Regions from separate parts of the Homo sapiens genome. Here region 1 is linked to region 2. A link is a loop called in an ENCODE intact Hi-C map of the cell type or tissue named here. Cell type or tissue: K562. All regions are shown on one strand. Links, peaks and the distances in the headings refer to the core of each region. The heading gives the core; the rest is flanking DNA. Region 1 holds the start of LINC02840 (long intergenic non-protein coding RNA 2840). Region 2 holds the start of MTRF1L (mitochondrial translation release factor 1 like).

What was found. Peaks named below come from ENCODE experiments on the same cell type or tissue, not always from the same donor. Only the 100,000 strongest peaks of a DNase experiment are listed, where the experiment ranks them.
Region 1: a loop joins it to region 2, with 4 times the contacts of the local background. A loop is called at or near these places in 2 of 110 quality-filtered maps.

The regions. Positions count from the first base shown.
Region 1 is chr6:152,870,358-152,881,258 of GRCh38, reverse strand. It overlaps LINC02840 (long intergenic non-protein coding RNA 2840), which reads left to right and starts at 5,262. Exons shown (of 5, transcript NR_183508.1): 1 at 5,262-5,552. In K562, for the core only: a CTCF peak has its summit at 6,072 (motif pointing left); DNase peaks (open chromatin) are centred at 4,848, 6,098 and 6,838; H3K4me3 peaks cover 2,296 bases.
Region 2 is chr6:152,997,599-153,008,499 of GRCh38, reverse strand. It overlaps MTRF1L (mitochondrial translation release factor 1 like), which reads left to right and starts at 5,791. Exons shown (of 7, transcript NM_019041.7): 1 at 5,791-6,073; 2 at 9,871-9,950. The coding sequence starts at 5,815. It overlaps RGS17 (regulator of G protein signaling 17), which reads left to right. Exons shown (of 5, transcript NM_012419.5): 5 at 1-4,041. RefSeq lists enhancers at 5,434-5,543, 4,634-5,634 and silencers at 5,864-5,973, 5,984-6,043. In K562, for the core only: a CTCF peak has its summit at 5,560; a DNase peak (open chromatin) is centred at 5,679; H3K4me3 peaks cover 3,736 bases.

The DNA of each region.
Region 1 (10,901 bases), core at 1,221-9,220, 130 kb after region 2:
TTCATCTTTGTCTTGTGCCAGTTTTCAAGGAGAATGCGTCCAGCTTTTGCCCATTCAGTATACTGGCTGTGGGTTTGCCATAAATGGCTCTTATTATTTTGAGGCATGTTCCATCAATACCTAGTTTATTGACAGTTTTTAACATGAAAGGATGTTTAATTTTATTGAAGGCCTTTTCTGTATCTAATGCAATAATCATGTGGTTTTTGTCTTTAGTTCTCTTTATGTGATGAATTACATTAATTGATTTGCACATGTTGAGCCAGCCTTGCATCCTGGGGATAAAGCTGACTTAATTGTGGTGGATAAACTTTTTGATATGCTGTTGTTGGATTCAGTTTGCCAGTATTTTATTGATGATTTTTGCATCAATGTTCATCAGGTATATTGGCCTGAATTTTTCTTTTTTTGCTGTATCTCTGCCAGGTTTTGATATCAGGATGATGCTGGCCTCATAAAGTGAATTAGGAATGAGTCCCTCCTTTTCAATTGTTTGGAATAGTTTCAAAAGAAATGGTACCAGCTCCTCTTTGTACCTCTGGTAGAATTCAGCTGTAAATCCATCTGATCCTGGGCTTTTTTTGTTTTTTTTGGTTGGAAGGTTATACATTACTGCTTCAATTTCAGACCTTATTATTGGCCTATTCAGAGATTCAACTTCTTCCTGGTTCAGTCCTGGGAGGGTGTATGTGTCCAGGAATTTATCCATTTCTTCTTGATTTTTTAGTTTATTTACATAGAGATGTTTATAGTGTTCTCTGATGGTTGTTTGTATTTTCTTGGGGTCAGTGGTGATATTCCCTTTATTATTTTTTGTTGTGTCTACTTGATTTTTCTCTCTTTTCTTCTTTATTAGTCTAGCTAATGGTCTATTTTATTTTATTTTTTCAAAAAAACCAGCTCCTGGATTCACTGATTTTTTGAACGGGTTTTCATGTCCTTATCTCCTTCAGTTCATCTCTGCTTTTGATTATTTCTTGGCCTCTGCTATCTTTGGGGTTTGTTTGCTCATGGCTCTCTAGTTCTTTTAGTTGTGATGTTAGGGTATCACTTTGAGATCTTTCTAGCTTTTTGATGTGGGCATTTAGTGCTATCAATTTCCCTCTTAACACTGCTTTAGCTGTATCCCAGAGATTCTGGTATATTGTCTCTTTGTTCTCATTGGTTTCAAAGAACTGGATTTCTGCCTTAATTTCATTATTTACCCAGGAGTCATTCAGAAGTAGATTGTTCAATGTCCATGTGGTTGTGTGGTTTTGAGTGCATTTCTTAATCTTGAATTCTAATTTGTTTGAGCTGTGGCCCAAGAGACTGTTTGTTATGGTTTCAGTTCTTTTGCATTTGCTACTTCCTCATACTTCTTGTTCAACCTGCCCTCATTTCCTCCAGCCACCATGACCCTTTACAATCCTTAGACAGGTCAATCATGCTTCCCCTTAGGGTATGTTTGTTATGTTTTCCACTCCTTTGGATTCTCTTGCCTCAGATAACTGCTTGGCTGACTCCCTCTCTAACTCAAGTCTTTGCTTAAATTTCACCTTTGCAAAGTGGCCTCTACTGACAATATTAATACTAAACTTTTACCATTTCCCCTTCCACCATCTTGCTGTCCTCCAATTCCAACCTTCCTTTCTATGGTAGGTCATGCTTTACTTCTTCTTTATTACCGGCACTAATTACCTTCTACAGCATATAATTTACTTATTATTGTGTTGTTTGTTGAATCTCAGCCTGCTCCCTCCAGAACACAATCTCCTTGGGTTTAGTATTTACATTTGTTTTGTTCCCTGATATATCCCAAGTATCTAGAATAAAGCCTAGACAATCATATGCACTCAGTAAATATTTGTGGAATGAATTAAAGTTCATCATCAAATTGAATTTTTAAGGGACTTATTGCTAGGAAATGCCAAAATCTAAAAAGAGAGTCTTGAGTGCTTATAATCAAAAGCAATCATCAGCTCTTCCAAGTATGCCAAAAGGAAGAAAGGTCCTAAAGCCATGCAGCCCCAGAAGAGAATCATCCCCCATCCCTCTGCCCCTGACTCCCCACTCCCCCACCCCCAGGGTCCCTTCAGGTGTGTCAAGAAAGTCTTCAGAGCAAGAACAACTGTAACCAACCAGATTGCCTCTGGGGGCCTCATTTTACTGTAGAGCAAGGAATCATTACCCTTCCTTCCCACGGGGATGAGTATCACAGACCAATCAGCACTCTGCGGCTCTTCCTCTTCTCTATTTTTCAAGGGAAGCTCTTATTATGATGAGGATATTGTTATCTTTGAAGGTGGTACTTTGAGTGTGTTGGGATGATAAGATTTCTCATTAATTGGGACCATTGACTACTTCTTGGGCCATGAGGAACCACAATTGGAACTAACCAAGAAGAATTCACGCCCCTAGAGCTCTTAAACTCAGCACAGAACCCAGAAACTGGACATGACTGTTGGTGTCTCCTTGAAAAGACAATAGTGTATTATTTATTTTCAATTGAGCATAGAATATTTGTATGGGACTACATGTATCATGTTTGGAATTGGATGTATGCAGAAAAAGAGAAAGTGTGTGGACCTGGGCACTGATGAGGATGGTTTGTATGGAACAATAATTATTAGTTTAAATTTTTAAAATGGAAACAAAACACAATCAGAAACATGTACAAATTATAATAGATTGATGGCATATTACAAAGAAAATAAACTCAAGTAACCAACACTTAGATCAGGAATGAATACAGGCAGCATTTCAGAAGCTCCTCTGCCTTATGCCAATTGCATGCCCTTCTTTCTCCTCAGAGGTGACCACTCTCCTGACCTGTAACATTGACCTCTAACATCACAGATTACTTCCGCTTGTGTTTGGCTTTAATAAATGGAATCATGCAGCTTGTGTTGTTTTTGTATCTTGTTATTTTGAATAATATGTTTGTAAGATTATTATGCTTTTTTTTTTCAAATACCAGGGCTTTTTTTTTTTTTTTTTCCATTTTCATGCTGTATAGTTTTCAATTACCATGTATACCACAATTTAACCATTCTACTGCTTATGGACATTTGTTCTTTTATATACATTTTGGAATATGTGTATACATTTCTACTGGTTATTTAGGAGTGGGCTGTGGATTTGCTGGGTTATAGGGTAAGTATTCCTGCATATATTCAGATTTGGTAGATGCTGATAAACACTTCTTACAGGTGATTGTACCAATTTGCACTCCCACCAGCAGTCTGTGAGAATTTCATCTATTCTGCAATTATCATCAGTTGTTTTAATTTTAGCCACTCTAGTGAAGATGTAATGGCATTTACTGTGATTTTATTTGCATTTTCCTGCTGACAAATGAGAAATAAGCACATTTTCATTGTTTGCTTTATTTTGTTTTCGTTTTTTGACCATTTGACTGTTCTCTTTTACTGTTAAATTTTGTTTCTTATTGATTTACAAGAGTTCTTATATATTACAGCTACAAATCAACCTTTTGCTAATATATGAATTGCAGATATATATACCCAACCTATGGATCAATTTTTCACTTCCTTAATTTTATCATTTGGTAAACAGAATTATTAAATTTTAATGAAGCTTAATTTCTCTACTTTATTTTATGACTTTTGCATTATTGTGTTTTCATTATGGAGTTTTTGCTAACCATAAGGTCATAGAGATATTCTTCTATAATATCTTCCAGAAGCTTTATTATATACCCTTTTATATTTAGCTCTATAGCAAATGTGGAATTGATTTTTATAAAAAGTACAATGTTAGGAGTCAAGTTTCTATTTTTTTCTATTTTAATGTACATTTAAATAGCACCATCTATTGAAAAAAAATACCATTTCCCTATTGCTTTGCAGTGCCACTTCTCACAAAAATCAAGTGTTCACATATGTGCAGGTCTGTTTTTAGACTCTCTGTTTTGTTTCATAGTCTATTTTGGTAGCTTTGCACCAATCTTATACTATTTTAGTATTGCCAGTTAATATTACCAGTCAACTATTGATTTATCATAACACAACTCTTCTAACTTTATTCTTTTTCCATAAGACAATTTTGGTTTTTTCCTGGACTTTTGCATTTTCATATATATTTTAAGATCATCTTGACATATTCTATAAAAAATCTTGCTAGGATTTTGATTGACAATTTACTGAAGCTATAGATAAATTTGCAGAGAATCAATATGGTAACATGATTGAGTTTTCCAATTCACGTACATAGTACACTCTTTGATTCTGAGGTTTTAAATTTCTTTATCAACGTCTTATAGTTATTTTTGTAGTGATCTTACATGACTTTTGTTAGATTTATTCCAACTATTGGTAATTGTTTGACGCTATTATAAGTGATGTGTTTTTAAATTTTACGTTTCTATTTTGTGTTACATAGAAATGAAATTGACTTTTAAAATTATTTTTTAATTTGTATTTATTTTTATTTTTTTATTTCCATAGGTTTTGGGGGGAACAGGTGGTGTTTGGTTACATGAGTAAATTCTTTAGTGGTGATTTGTGAGATTTTGGTGTACCTATCACCTGAGCAGTATACACTGAACCCAAATTATAGTCTTTTATCCCTCCCCCCATAATTGATTTTTATATAATAAATTTGTAAATAGAAATATTACTTATTAATTTACTTATTAAATGTACTTATTAATTATAATCCTTATGGATTATTTTGGATTTTCTATGTTAATACTAATATCATTTGCAAATAAGGACTGTTTCATTCTTTCCTTTCTAACCCTTATACATTTCATTATCATTATTCATAGTAGTTCTATTCCATAAGATGTTGTAAGTTATATCCTATAAGGTAGTGACAAACATTGGATTAGTGAATGCTGAATCATTGCTCCAAGGAGAAATACAAGGTTAAGTTGCTGTGCACCTCTGATCACAACTTTTTAAATCAATATATCCACGTAATCTTGTTTAATATATATTATTGATTCATTAGCATTGAACTCATGGCATTCGACACCGTAACTGATGCCTAAATAAAGTTTATGTGGCACATATTTTTCTACATAAGGCATATCACAGCTTTCTGGCTTTGTAACAGTAGATAGCACTTCAGCAGTATGCTTGGGGGCTGTTTTAAACAGTATAATCGCCAATAAAAATACAACAATGTGGCACTAAACAAACCAAGGAAAGGACACTTATTTTATTTTATTTTTTTTTTCTGAGACGGAGTCTCGCTCTGTCGCCCAGGCTGGAGTGCAGTGGCGCGATCTCGGCTAACTGCAAGCTCCGCCTCCCGGGTTCGCGCCATTTTCCTGCCTCAGCCTCCCGAGTAGCTGGGACTATAGGCACCCGCCACCACGCCCGGCTAATTTTTTGTATTCACAGTACAGACGGGGTTTCACCGTGTTAGCCAGGATGGTTTCGATCTCCTGACCTCGTGATCCGCCCGCCTCTGCCTCCCAAAGTGCTGGGATTACAGGCGTGAGCCACCGCGCCCGGTGGAAAGGACACTTTTTTACAGTATGAGCACTGAAACAAAAAGGCAAAGCAAGGTCTGTTCACCTTCAGCTGAGAACGTGAGGATTGGTGAGTCAAATTTTGCACTGCTCTACAGGTGCCTGTCAATGTCTGCAACAGTGCAGAACTGATTTTGGGTGACAAATTTCAGCCAGTAGGTGAATCTGCAAAAACTGAATTCTTTTGCAGATAACTTACAGTAAATTAAGGGACTTCTCCTTTATTAGCAGTTATCAGGGTTTTTTAAACTATTAATGTCTATTTTATTTAGTTATAATTAAGTGAAAACCTCTGCCATTTTCCCGAATGAGAAGACAATTTTCTTGTCAATTAATTTATGAATTTAATGTCGTTCCAATTCCAAATCTAAGAGGTGTGTGTGTATTGTGCATGTGGGTTTGTGTGTGTACAAGGGGTGATGGGGAAGGAAACTAAAAAATCATCTTTACAAAAATTTAAAAAAATCTTAAGAGTGTCCTACACTTTCGGTGGAAAATACAGTTACATTTTATATAGATTAAAACATTGGCTTTTACTTTTATTGTCATACTTCTTAGGAATGTATAGTGGACTTTGTTATCTGTACCCAGCTCCCCCTTCAGGCGTGGAGGATTGTCACTCCAGCTGCTGGCTGTGCTGCCGTCTGATAGCTCTCAGCTGTCAGCTCTCTTCAGGATTCTCTCTGCTCACAACAGGCACCTTGTCCAAGAACCCACCCTATTCCCAGAGCAGCCCACATCCAATAACTGATCTGGGCGTATCCTGGCCCAATACTCTGTCCATGCTGGAAGGCTCCTCACTTCAGAATGTCCCATGGGATAATCTGAGGACTTCATGGAGACTAATTTCCCTCTCTGCCCAATCTTACTTCCTTCCCTTCCACTGTGTTGAAACCAAGAACACTTTTTAATAAAGTCCTGCATATTGATCTCCACCTCAGAGTTGGCTCCCACCTACCTTAGGGCACCTTTAGTATATAGTGGGAAGGGCCCAGGTATGCTCAACATCCTGCAATGAGGACTGTCTTGCCCAGCAAATAATAGTCTTGATTTTGTACAATTTTTAAAAATACACCACCAGACATTCATGTACTTAGAAAACTTTATAATTTTCAGAGCCTAGAACGGAGGTATTTTAAATATATAATTGCAGAGTATATTTTGCAAGATTTTATGTTTTACTGATTTTTATTAGCAATGCAACTACAATGTAAAATGAAAGAAGTTTGTGTTGTGTTTTGTTTGGAATTTTCCCAGTCATTGTTCCCTACTGCGAAAACTAAAGGCAGTAACATGCGTGTCATTCATGGCGCTTGTGTTAACACAGCACACTGATAGTAGACTCCATGTACAGCTGTTTCACCCATGATAAGTCTGTATTCAGGGACAAACATCTGACTGTCTTATCATGTATTCAAATTCAAATATATTTGTACGTTCATAACAAAATATTGACTTATATGTTATTTTATATTAAATTACTTTTATTTTCTCTCCCTCATAATTAAGACAGTATATTGATTATTTTGCAATCACAGGTGTATCAATTCAATAATTTTGTGAAAGCTCCTATTCCAATTTCCCACAAAATATCCTTTTTAGTTTATTTTTTAAATTTTGGATTTAGAAGCCAATCAAATACTGGGTTTTGTTGTTATGTCTCTTTAGACTCTTTGTTCTAGAATGGCTCTTCCACATACGCCCTTTGTGACACTGATTTTGTGCAGTGGTTTTGTGCATTGTCCCACAATTACATATGTCTATGATTAGGATTTCTTTGATTGTTTCCTCATTACCAGATTCTCTTTGAAACATTTTTTGGGAAGAATAGTCATAGGTGAAATGGTGTTCTTACCAGTGGGTTACATTAGGAAGCAAATAATATCAGCTTGTCCTATTACTGTTACATTTGATCACTTGGTATTCTTCCATAAAAACAACTTTCTACACTGTGTAATTAGTTCATCGTTTTTGGGGTAAGACCTTTAAATGATATGAATATCCTGTTTTACAAGAAAATTTGACCCAATGGTTTTAGCATACATTGATGATTGTTGCCTGAATCAATGATTCCACTGGGAATTCCAAAACAGTAATTTTCTAATTCCAGAATTTCTTCTGGACGTATTAGCTGTCATTCTTTTGTCAAGAAGAGTGTGCTTTCCTTCCTTTCCCTGCCTTTTTTGAATATCAATCATTCAGAACTTTATTTATTTGTTTATTTATATATTTGAGACGAAGTTTTGCCCTTGTTGCCCAGGCTGGAGTGCGATGGCACGATCTCTGCTCACTGCAACCTCTGCCTCCCGGGTTCAAGCGATTCTCCTATCTCAGCCTCTCAAGTAGCTGGGATTATAGGCATGTACCAACACACCCAGCTAATTTTGTATTTTTAGTAGAGACAGGGTTTTGTCATGTTGGTCAGGTTGGTGTTGAACTCCTGACCTCAAGTGATCCACCAGCTTCGGCCTCCCAAAGTGCTGGAATTACAGGCGTGGGCCACTGCGCCCGGCCCAGAACTCTATTTATTTTAAAATTTTATGCCTTATAATATATTGTTTTGATCATTATTTTTTACTGAAGTTCAGCCACATTTTGCTAATGGTAACCCTTGGATCTTGTTTTGGGGCACTTTCTTACTTTGTGGCAAAACAAAATGTTCTGTTCTCTCATTGTACTCTTCTTCTTCTGACCGATGTGCTTATTGCTACTGCAGGTGTCACTGCTTCTAGACTATATATAAATCTATTTATAAATCTTTCATATAAATCTACCTGTCAATTATCCATCTATTGAGAGTGAGTAGTTCAGACTGATATCTAGAATTTTCATTCAATATATAGAATTCTTCCTTTCCATTTCCATATCTTGTTCGACAATATCAACGTACATACCATTGACTCTTATCTATAATACAAAAAATATTTTCAGAATTGCTCCGCTGATATCACATCAACAGCAAACTAACCAAGTAAAGTTCATGATTTCTTGGCAGTCCTTTCTGTCTTTAGACTATATGCCCTTTCTGTTTTTAGAATATATCCCACTTAGGGAATAATCAGGATATATCCCACTTAGGGTATAATCAAGTTACTTGATTTAATATTTTTCTATATGATTACTTTATTAATTTGATATAGCTATATAGGCTCATTTTTTTCTGACTGGTGTGCTATTTTAGTTTTTTTCTCCAATTCTTGTGAACGTTGTTTTATTTTTGGGACTGTGAAAGTAGTAACATGTTCAAAAGTAAAGTTTATATAAAAAGATATGCTCAGATAAATCTTATTCTCCTCTTGATTTATTTTCTCATTTCCCCTACCCTTTTGTGGTAGTGCATGACATTAATTTTAGATTTACACTTCCTTCCTACCTTCCCAGGTTTTTTTCTGTACAAAGAAGTAAATACATATATATCTCTCCTCTTCTCTTTTTAAAATAAAAGTTGCATACTTTTTTTTGCTTTTATCATTTAATAAGTATGTTAAAAATCATGCCATATCAAAAATTACAGACCTATCTATTCTTTCCAGTGGTAGAGTATTTCATTGTGTGGATGTAATGTAGTTTATTCAACTCTTCTCCTATTTATGAGCAATGAGGTTGTTTCTAGTATTTTGCAGTTTAGACATAGTGCCACAGTGAAAACCCTAATTCGTATGTTTTTGTATTGTTGGAGATATACGTTTAGCATTAATTTCTAGAAAAATGAGATTGCTGCAGCAAAAGGTAAATGGATATGTTGTTTTGTGAGTTATTGCTAAATTCTGCTCCATGTAGATTTCACCATTTTGCATGTGTGTATGCAATTATGTATGACAGAACCAGTAATGTACCATAGAACCCGTTTGCCATAGTCTTGTTGACAGTGTGTAATGATATTTGAGAATGTGATAGATGCCATACATGATGTCTGTTTATTTTTGTTTCTCTTGTGTTGAACATCTTTTCATGTGTTTAAGTGAGGTTGAACACCTTTTCATAAGTTTGAGTATCATTTCTTTATATGTCTTTGTGAGAGAGAGAGAGAGTGCGAGAGAGAGAGAGAGAACTGGGGAGTGAGGAGGCAGGGGAGTTATTTGTGCCCTTTGCCTATTTTCTTCATCTGGTTTTTATATTTTTATGTTTTCCCTCATATTTTAAGAGTTATTTATATGTTATTTTTTGCCATGTACTTTTTGGTTTCAGTTTTGGCCCTCAGATTCTTCCAAACCTTATTTCACAAGAAAAATATATAACATGACGAAAAGAGACATGGAATCAAGGCATGTCATGTAGTTTATTTTTCCTTGCTTGTTACTTTTATGGAGTCTTCATCTGTAGATTTCGGCTGGTTCAGCAGTCTTTGTCCAATGTGTGTGGAATGCTGTCCACACCTCAGAGGAGCACTTGAGAAATGTGCACAGAGGATATACCACATGAGTAAATGGCTGTGGAGAACTAAAGCAATTTCTATTGAGTACTTAGTTAATTCACTCAAGTAGATAAATACTTTATGAAGATTATTAAATTGTTTTATTGAATTTTTGTAGCAAACACAGCTGTGTTCTACTATTATATAATTTACCTCTTATTAAGGAAGTACTTTAAGAGTATGATTGGGTCCTTGAAAACTATACAATGCATTGGACAGTCGTAATGCAAAGTATTAAGATAGAAATACAACGTTCATTGCCATCAGAACAAGGGGTTTTTCACTGCATGTGTTAGGTGTTGGTTTAATGAAACTGGTTTATTTTCCTCCGTCATCCCTTTGACAATTTTTATGTATGTCATTCCTTCACCTAAGTAATTTAATGCATTCTTTCCAGTGCACTTTTCATTTGCTAACTAGTTATCAAAATACAAATAAATGCCATTAAAAACTCAATTAACTTATTAGATGTATATGCTTGAATTTGTGGATTTCTTCTTAAACTCTTAAATCTGTGAGAGCATCAGCATGTGCAGGCCAGTTGCTTTAAACAGACTGCAGAAGATTCAGAAGCAAGGCGAACCTAGAAAGGTTATTTAGAGCTTTGTTTTTAAATGTATACATTCAAATTTGTTTACAGAAGGTTACCCTCAATATAGACATTTTGGTAAAACAGGAAAAGATGAAAAAACCCTACCTAGTTCCAACATACTTAAACATACAGGGTGTGGTCATTTTAGCATGATTTCCTATCTATTAGTCCATACATAATTTTTTTTTAACATATGTATCTGGCTTTGTGTGTCTCCATTTATAATATTCTGTAATATTTTATTTCACCAGATGTAAAATAATTTATATGACATTTCAATAGTATTGTATTTTTTCTGTATTTTAAAATGAATTTACTGTTTAATTCAATGTAATCTTTTCATTTGACTCTTTAAACATTTGTAGCAATAGCTATAGAAGAGAAGAAAGTACAATTAAAACCTTGAATACCAG
Region 2 (10,901 bases), core at 1,796-9,795:
ATGGATGGATGGCACTTCTTTACTCGGGCTGTTATGATGTTATCCAAAGGTAGTAGAGATGCTCTGACAGTGTTGGAGTGTGCACATGAACAACAAGAGCAAAACACAACTTTGATACTAAAGTTACGAAATGCAGAAGTCAAGACCATAATGTGATGTTTTTTTTTTTTGAAATCTTAAAATATGTACATAGAATGACCAGTTCTGATATGCCGTCTTAGTGCATGGATGTTTATTAGTATCCTTTAATGCTGCCTAGGTTCTGACTTACAGAATGAAATACGTGTTGTTTATCTACCTGATAGTTCAGTTTTGCCAAAGGACTATAGGGATAAGTGAATAATATTTATTTATTAGGAGCAAAAATACATTTTCATCCCATTAAGCTAATTTAAAATAATGCCTGATTTTTACTTTTGAGTTTATCCATTTTTCTATACCTTTAACTTATTTATACTTTAAAAAATCATATTGTAATTGTGACAAATTATATCTCAAAAAATACCAATTATTAGATGCTTTGGTGTTGAAATGTAAAAGAGAAGGAATTTAAAATACAATCAAAAAAGTCAAAAATAAAACGTATTTGAAAACCACCTAAAATTTCTTGGCCAGGCACAGTGGCTCAAGCCTGTAATCCCAGCACTTTGGGAAGCCAAAGAGGGCGGATCACTTGAGCTCAGGAGTTTGAGACCAGACTGGCCAACATGGTGAAACCCCGACTCTAGTAAAAATACAAAATTAGCCGGGCATGGTGGTGGGTGCCTTTAATCCCGGCTACTTGAGAGGCTGAGGCAGGAGAATCGCTTGAACCCAGGAGGCAGAGGTCGCAGTGAGCTGATATCATGCCACTGCACTCCAGCCTTGGCAACAGAGTGACTCCATCTCAAAATAATAATAATAATTATAATAATAATATTTTTAAGTCTTAGACAGAAAATGCCTATAGATAGAAGCCTATCAAACATGTATTTTGAATACTTTGATCTTGACACATTGCCTAATTATTTTGAAAGATGGTAAAGATATTTCCAAAAAATATTTTCGCCTATCTGTTTACATTGACAGTTTACAACCATAATTTTCTAAGTATATTTTTCAAACATGTATTTTTGTGTTTTCCATCTTCAAATTTCTGACCAATGGGTTTGTTCTCCTGCAAAAACAATATCCAATCTGCAAAAATTTTTAATTCTTCACTTGCTACAACTGCAAATATTTATCAATAAAACTGATAACCCAAAACTTGCTTCAGATTTTCCCTGCAGTGCTTAAAATATCCTTGCAACACAAGATGGTGCACAATGACAAGTATTATTTCTGAATACCCAGATTTGATTTATTTATAGGTATTTTTGAAATTATTACTCTTACAGGTGTAGTCCTCTCCAGCCCCAAGTAACATCTTTTCAGATGAATTCAAGAGGCTGTTCAAGACTTTGACTCTACTGAAAACACTACAAAAGGCAAAATGTTGCCCTAGGTGATAGAAGGTCCCAGTTTGGGAACTGATTTTCTTCCTATGACAAAAGCTATAAGATGAGTAAGGTTACTAATGGAAATGTATGTCCACAGATTCACTTAGGGAGCATAGTGTAAAAACATCAGGAACTTAAAATTACAAATTTGATTTCAAGTTATATTTCTGTCTCATGTGACTTTGGGCAAATCATTTATCTTCTCTGAGTTCATTTCCTCATCTGCAAATGACAAATAAAATACGTAATTATCAGGATAACTATGAGCATTAAATAAAACAAACGTGGAAAGAATAAAGTGTGGCATACATTATTATTTTATCAAAGTGCATCACGTCAATAATTGTTATTGTATACTTGTATTAAATGTCACTTTAATGCACTTTCCCCTATTTTTTTCCAAAACATACGTTAAACATCTGATTTAGCTACTCATCAAAACATACAATCATGTTTTAAGATGGAACACTATATCAGTGTTACTGCTTTTCTCAATAATGTGATCCCAAATCAGTACTTTCAGTTCACCATCACCTCAAATCTATAGAAATGTTTCTTTCAATGACATAGATAGATAGATGATTGATAGATAGATGATAGATAGATGATAAATGGATATACAATTATAGGTTAAAATTAAAGTTTAAATAAGATCAATCATTTGAAAGTTTTATTTCCAAAGGAAATAAAACAACATTCCCAAGGACAGAAATAATATCAAATTACTTGCTAAATATATAAATGAGTTATAGGGCTAAGACTAAGTTATAAGAGATTGACAATTAGAAAACACTCTTTTTAATATTAAGGTGGTATGATTTTCTTTAACAATTTTACAATGAAAATAAAAACTTAATAAAAGGTGGTAATGGGCCAGGCACGGTGGCTCACGCATACAATCCCAGCACTTTGGGAGACTAAGGCGTGAGGATCACTTGAGCCCAGGAGTTCCAGACATGTCTATGCAACAAAGTGAGACCCTGACTCTAAGAAAAAAATAAAATGTATAAAATTTAAAATAGTAATGTGTCCATTAAACCTTTTATTTTAGAGTAGTTTTAGATTTACAGAAAAACTCCAAATAGAGAGGTCCCATATACATCTATGGGCATTAATGAGCCAATATTGATCATTACATTCATACTTCATTCAGATTTCCTTAGTTTATAACCTAATGTCCTTTTTCTGTCCCAGGATCCCATTCAGGATACCACATTACATTTAGTTGTCATGTTTCCTTAGGCTTCCCTTGGCTGTGACAGTTTCTGCAACTTTCCTTGTTTTTGATGACAGTTTTGAGAAATAAACTGGTATTTTGTAGAATGTCCTTCTATGGGGATTCGTCTGATGTTTTTCTCGTGACTAGACACAGGTTTTTGGTTTTTGAAAGAACACAACGGTAAAGTGCCATGCTCATCACATGGTATCAAAGGTATATGCCATCACCGGGACTCGTCTTAGCTGTGACAGTTTCTCAAACTTTAGGCTACTCTTAGCTGTTGATGTTAACCTTGATCACTTAGCTGAGGTAGCATCTATTATATTTCTCCACTGTAAAGTAATGCGTTTTTAAAGAGATTATATTGAAGGTAAATTTTCTGGACATTTACACTGAGCTAAACAAATTCTAAACACTAATATTAGGTTCCACTAAGTGATTACTAATAAATGCTATAAAGAAAATACAGTGAAGTGGAAAAATAAAACTCCAGAAGTCTTAGCCTGAATATTCACCTAATAGAGGTGAAAGTGAATTTTTCCCTTGAACTGTCTGCGCAATTTACAATAATCCTCCACATACTTTGGATATTAAAGATCTTATCTTACTAATTGTCATAAGAGGTAATTTAAATTTAAACTAACCATTTTGCTTATTGCATTTTTATATTGCCCTCCACTAATCAATGAACACTGAATATTGAAATAATGTAAAAGACCTATTTCCCGCTAGCTTTAACCGATTTGTCATAAACACCTTTCTTGTATATGATTTTTAAATGTTTGCTAAATATTAAAAAGAATTCAATGTGTTTGGTTTTGTAAAATTACATATCGAATGTGTATAATTTTTTACTACCATGTTCATCACACTTAATCTATATCCATATATTGTACTCCACCAATATTTATCAGTGGACAATAAAGAAGTTTTGAATGCATGAATGCAACTTAAGAGGCACCACACTTGGTTATTTTGCAATGCCAGAATAACGGTGGGTATTCACAAATTGAATAGATAATCCAGATTATGTTTCCTCCAATTTAAGTTTTTCTGGGTTTTTTTTTCCCCCTTCCTAGAATCAATTTTATCATTTTACCTATGTACAATAATATACTTCTGGAAAATGCTAGAATTTTCACCATGTAACAGAATTTGAGCATGACAGTAATGTAAAAATATTCAGAAGTCTCGAACTATAGGTTTGAGTTTTCAAAGTAAATCAAAATACAGCTGTTTTCATTTTACTAGATTGTGGAAACCTATGGATGTTATTGTAAAATGCATATGCATTACACTGACTTTCTTAAAATGTTTTGAATTAATAAAGAATTCAACAATGTATCCTTAGAAAGTTACTGTTTCCTCATTGGTATATAACACTATAGGAATAAAAGGTACACTTCTATGTGTTACTTAAATTGCTTATGCACTTGGGGGAAAATAAAATTCTGGCTAGATTCTTTACATTGTTCTATAAGGTTTTAATTATTAAAATGTTTCACCTTTTATAAATAATAAAATATATTGTTGAAATGACTTATGTTCTGAGAACTCAACTGAGAGATATACCATGTTGAGTTCAAGTGATTCTCACCATTTCCATGGTTAAGATAAATTCAAAGTTAAGTTCAGACTTGGGAAACAATTGTTCTAATAGAGATAAAAACATCCTGATCAGTCCTGTTCTATCCTCAGATCAGGATTAAAATAAAATGGGTTTCAACAGCAGAACGATTGTATAAAGTTGTGTAGCTTGAATACACAAAGTGAAAAGAACTGAGATAATTAGGTGGAGCCTTTAAGTAGCAAAAAACTATTTTTGCTTCCTGATGTTTGAAGAGTCATTTCATTCTTCCACTCACTCTGCATTTGTTATCGTGCTAAGAGATGAAAAGAGAGAGGCAATGCAAACGTTATTTTCTAAGAATGTTTATACTTAACAGTTTCGATTAGATGACCTAAGGATATTTTAACCTTGATAAGGGTTCCCATTTTTTACCATTTTATTTTTTATGAATAAATTAGAAGTTTCGTACTTCTAATATATCACCTCTCTCAACAGTGAAATACCACTTAGTAGACGCTGCCCAAACCAGTTAGGTAGTGGCAGTTCTCAGATTGAGCGTTTAGCCCTTGCATTCCCAGGACTGTCTTGGTTGTGTTTATTCCCTCATATTTATTTCTCCGTTGAGCTGTGAACAGGTCTTTTGAAAAGTGCAAAGCATTGTGCCAATAAATGTCGGTATTGCTGGCACCTATCCGCTACCAGTTCTTTGGAAAGGGATGAGGGTTGGACTCCTGGAGGCAGATATCTGAAGGCTTTGTTGGGCTGTAGGTTGCTGTAACACGGAATCACTCCACCTCTTTAAAAAGCTGACGATAAGTGGGACTAAGTGAAAATGAATGGGCAGGTGAATAATAAAGTCCTTTGAAAGCAAGTAAATGACGCGGCAGATGAAGGGCACGCACGTCTATTGTGCAAATTCATTCAGTGGTTATCTCATAATACACTTATCAAGTCCTTATTACCACGAACCTCACCCACCGTGGACAAGAGAAACATAAGCAGGAAAAAAGGAGGAGGAATAAACACACGCCTGTCCATAATAAAACTCGCTCTTGAAGACTCAGCGGCAGCCCTGCACCGGAGACTGACGACTTGCGCGGCTGTGACCTCCGCCCTGCAGCGGACCCTCGACTGCCCTGCACTGCGGCTCTGGAGGCCCCGACTCAGTGCATGGGAAAGAAATCCTCACTATCAGAAAACAGAGGGGCAATCTGCTGCTCTCCCTTTCCGGCCAAACACGTCACCCATCAACCGGATACCTACCAAGAGGCTTTCAGAGGAGGCGCCCAAGGTCTCCCAGGCCCGCCCCTCCCCAATCACGCTCCGCTCAGCCCCCTCAACTTTTGGCCTCCGGGAAGTTCGCAGCGTTCTCACGCTTGGCAGGAAGTTCCCGCCAAGGCTTCCGGAAAATCCTTTAAAAAGCAACGCTTGCGCTGGGCGGGGCTTGGTGCGCTCTCACCCTTATCTCCAAATTCTGGGTGTTGTCGCGAGGGCTGCTGTGTCCGGAACTTCCGGTTCCGGTCAGGGTCCGCGATCTCGGACTAAGGATGCGGTCCCGGGTTCTGTGGGGCGCTGCCCGGTGGCTCTGGCCCCGCCGGGCCGTTGGCCCAGCCCGCCGGCCCCTGAGCTCCGGTAGCCCGCCGCTGGAGGAGCTGTTCACCCGGGGCGGGCCCTTGCGGACCTTCCTCGAGCGCCAGGCGGGGTCTGAAGCCCATTTGAAGGTCAGGAGGCCCGAGTTGCTGGCGGTGATCAAACTGCTGAACGAGAAGGAGCGGGAGCTGCGGGAGACTGAGCACTTGCTGCACGGTAAGGGTCGGGCCCGGGGGAGAGGCGTCAGAGCACATTCTTGACTCTTCGTTTGACTTTTCCACTGCCCACACTACCCGAGTTTGAAACTCTTTACTCACTTGCAGCCGTTTTTATTTTGGATCAGAGGTCAGGACATCATTACGTGCTGTGATCCCATCCTCTCCTGTGGGCTCTCTTGTGCTCCTTTGCCACGGCGCTCTGCCGCCTTTTACATGCTTATTAGTTGTGGACTCGGGCAAGAGCTCATTAGCTCAGCAAGGATAAATAAGGCACTGTCCCTGTGATGGGCTCCACAGCGGTGTTTCTCAAAGTGTGGTGTGGAGACCCATTTGCAGTAGTATCAGGGCAGTGCTTGTTAATAGCAGACTTAGGACTCAGAATCTCAGACCTATACGTGGGTAAAGGTACTAAATTGGGAAATTCAGTATGGCCTAAGTATAGAATAGGTGGGAGATGATGTCATAGAAACATGAAGCCAGAAAAATAGTTAAGAACCTTGCAAGACAAAGAATTTGGATTTATTTTTTATAGACCATGGAAAGTTAGCAAATGTTTTTAAGCAGAGAATTCACGTCTTTGTAAAGAAAAGTTAATGGTGGCATGCGCTGAGGATAAATTGGAGTATTCTCCAGAAACGCTGGTGGCTGACAGGCCAGGGAGGAGGCAGTTGAAACAATCCAAAGAAGAAATGGTGATAGGCATAGTTCTGACTCACAAAACATTTTGAGAAACAAGTTAGGATTTAGTGGCTTATGCCCTGAGAAGGATGAGGGAGAGAGTTAGTTCTAAGAAAAGTCTTAGGTTTCTGGCTTCAGCACGAGTGGTACTGTTAATTAAGATGAAAGTATAAAAGTTGGACCGAATTTTTTAAAAAGATGAGTTTTGCATTGAATGCCATATTAAGTTAAAAATACCTGTGAAAAGGAATTCCAATAAAGATATCTGTACTAGTCTAGGAGAAAAAATTACTGACATAGGAGAAAAATTGAGCCCAAATAATCATATGAGAGCTCTCGAGATATACAGTACGTGGTAAATTAAACCTTAGAAGTAGATGAGAACACTCAGGGAAAATGTGTTAAGATAGAAACAAGTCTAACAAGGCCAGAAATACACAGTATTTGAGGAGCAGGCAGAGAAGAAGGCTATAAAAGGTCAAGAAAAAAACAGCCAGAGCTTTGTGACCCTGAAGTAGATAAATAAATGAAGCTGTAGAAGCCAATAGAAAATTTCAAGAAGTAAGAGATCCTTGGCCAGGCGTGGTGGCTCACGCCTCTAATTCCAGCACTTTGAGAGGCTCAGGTGGGCCGATCACTTGAGCCCAGGAGTTCGAGACCAGCCTGGGTAACATGGCAAAACCCTGTCTCTACAAACAATGCAAAATTAGCTGGGCATGGTGGTGCGTGCCTGTGGTCCCAGCTACTTGAGAGGCTGAGGTGGGAGAATCGCTTGAACCCGGGAGGTGGAGGTTGCAGTGAGCCAAGATGGTGCCACTGCATTCCAGCCTGGGTGACAGCGCAAGACCCTGCCTCAAAAAAAAAAAAAAAAAAAAAAAATCCGTAGTACCTGACATAGAAAGGTAAAACAACCTTTTCAGCTCACACTGAAATAAGTCTTTAGATTTGGCAATTTTGTCATTGGTAACTTGAATAAAAATGGTCTTGATATGATTATAGAATCCAGTGTAACAGCTTGAGAGGTAAATTAGAGTTAACAGGAGAAAAGTTATAAAAATGGCATTTTATCTCCAGAAATCTGGGTGGGAAAAGAGGGGTGACAATAAGCAGCTACTTAAAGGGTTGAAAAGAAAAGGACCCATTTAGAATGGGAAACCATAAACATCTTTATAGGCAAAGGGGAAGGCAGGCACATGGTAGGTGTCCAGTAAACATATGTTGATTTATAATATTCAAGAGAAATTAAAGAAGTAGTATATTACCATTGCCTGTGAGTAACTCCTAATTCTAAACCCTTTAGAGCTGCACTGTCCAATATAGTAGCCAGTAGCCACACAGCTGTTGAGCAATTTGTGGCTAGTCTGAATTGAGGTGTGTAAGTGTAAAATACATATAGATTTCAAACACCTGGTATAAAAAGTAATATGTTTATGTTAATTACATGTTGAAATAATATTTGGAGCATATTGGGTTAAATAAAATATAGTATTAAAATTAAATTACTTCTAGACTCTAGTTCCAATCTCCTTAGCTTTGCAGAACTGAAAGGCACCTTAGAGATTATCCAGCTCAGAACTTTCATTTCATTCTTGTCATAACTGAAAGAAGTTGAGCCTATTGCCCTAACAGTACCTTAGCGATTAAGCTAGGGCTAGAATTCATTTTTGCTTTTCCTAACACATTTTCCATTCTACCAAATTTCTTCCATACCATATGCTTGCCAAAATAATTTTCAGCAGTGCTTCCTGTACTTGCTTATCTCAGTTTTGCTGTTGTTATTCTCTCTCCTTGAGTTAATCTTTTTTTCCTTTTTCTGCCCATTCCAAAACCAACAGATTCCTTCAAGGCACAACTGTTTTAATATTTAATCACATAGTGTATTAGTCTGTTTTCACACTGCTGATAAAGACATACCCAAGACAGGGTAATTTTTAAGAAAAAGAGGTTTAATAGACTAACAGTTCCACGTGGCTGGGGAGGCCTCCCAATCATGGTGGAAGGCAAAAGGCACGTCTTACATGGCAGCAGACAAGAGAGATAACTTGTGCAGGGGAACTCTTCTTTATAAAACCATCAGATCTTGTAAGACTTATTCACTATCATGAGAACAGCACAGGAAATATCTGCCCCCATGATTCAGTTACCTCTCACTGGGTCCCTCCCACAACAGGTGGGAATTGTGGGAGCTACAAATCAAAATGAGATTTGGGTGGGGACACAGCCAAACCATGTCACATAAGGGTTTAGGTTATTTTTTGTTTTTCTCTTCTAGAAAAATATAAGGAAACTAAAATTATCTATAATGCTCTCTTGAGGGCAGGTCTTATATATGTATTATCCCACTTCCCAGCATGGTTGTTTCTTAATAGATAAGCATACAAACTGATGCTTTGTAAGGGTTTGAACTTTCAATAGAGAGAACAATTTGTTAATAGCCAGAAATTTTCCCTTTCCTCCTCCTTTATATATGCTGCATATCATCTATAGGGTAGAGGAATGAGAAAGTATGTTTTATAAGGTAAAAATGAAAATTCAAAGATGAAACAACAATAAAGGTAAAGCCAGAGAGAGAGACAGAGGAGTACTTCGTATAAACATTCTGTATACATTAGGCAGAATCTAATAAATGTTTTTGGGTGGATACTAAAATACTAATGAAACATTTGCTTATAAGAGAATAAATTTCTACTTTTTAATTGAATTTTAGTTTTACTGGTGTAACCTTCTGTATCCCTTCTGTCTTATTAGCTAAATGCATTCGTTATTATACAGTCTAAGTTGGAAGTCTAAAAGCATATTTATTAAGGTGAATATTTCATGGAGATGAAATTATGGAAGAGTTTAGCTTCTTTATATTTTTATAGAAATTTGTACTTGTACTTTATCAGAAAAAAAATTTTATACTTACATGCTTATGAAAACTAATGTATAAAATGGTGAAATTGATTGAAAGGACATTTATTGAAAGGCATTTATTGAATGGTATTTATTGAAAGGACAAGATATACATTTTATTTTTCCCTTCAGCTATAATAACCATAAAACTATTTCCTAGAAGTCTGCTAGCAATTTAACACTAATTAAGGAAAACCTTAACTTCTGCCCTTTTTTTCCTAGATGAGAATGAAGATTTAAGGAAACTTGCAGAGAATGAAATCACTTTGTGTCAAAAAGAAATAACTCAGCTGAAGCATCAGGTATGGTATTTCTGCAAAGAATAAAGCATTTGTGCTATTCTTAGGCATTAAAGTTTATTAAAGGTTTATAAAAACAAGTGACTAGCTTGTTACTGTTTAGAATAAACTGGGTTTTTTAAATTTATTTTCTAGATTTATTGAGGTATAAATTGACCCCCAAAATTGCATATATTTAAGGTATATGATGTGATGTTTTGATATATGCATACATTTTGAAATGATTATGACTATCAATAAACTGGTTTTTAAAGAACAAACTTCACATGGTCCTGTTTTCATCATACTAAAAGTACTGTAGCGCTCTCACAGAAAGATAAATGTCACAGTGATAGTATTTTCTGGAAAGGCAGCGAAATAGTGGCATATCTTCCCTTTTTTTTTTTTTTTTTTTTTAAGAAGACTGGAGGTAGACATGGGGCAGAAGAGGTTATATGAAAGGACTTCAAAAGTTTGTGGAAAACTGGAATTAAAAGATAAAAAAATATATATATAAACTTTAATTTATTGACATAAGTGCCACCAGCTATCAAGTTCAAGACACTTTGGTAAGCAAAAAGGTGATATACCAGCATTTAATGCATCCCTAAAGAACTGAGGGTCCTGGGAATTTAACCATGTCAATGTAGTCTTTTTTATATTATTAACTAAAGAACAATGGGTACCCTTTACAAAGTTTTTAAGATCAGGAAACAAAAAAAAGGAGGAGCCAAATAAGGACTGTAACATGAGTGCCTATGGATTTCCCATTGAAGCTCTCAAAATTGCCTGTTTGATGAGAGGAATGAGCAGGAGCACTGGTGTAGGAGAGGACTCTGGTGAAGCTGTCCCTGGTATTTTGCTAAAACTCTGGCTTTCTCAAAACCCTCATAGTAAGCAGATACTGTTCTTTGGCCCCTAGAATGTCAATAAGCAAGGTGCCTTGAGAATCCCCAAAAAGACTATTGCCATGAC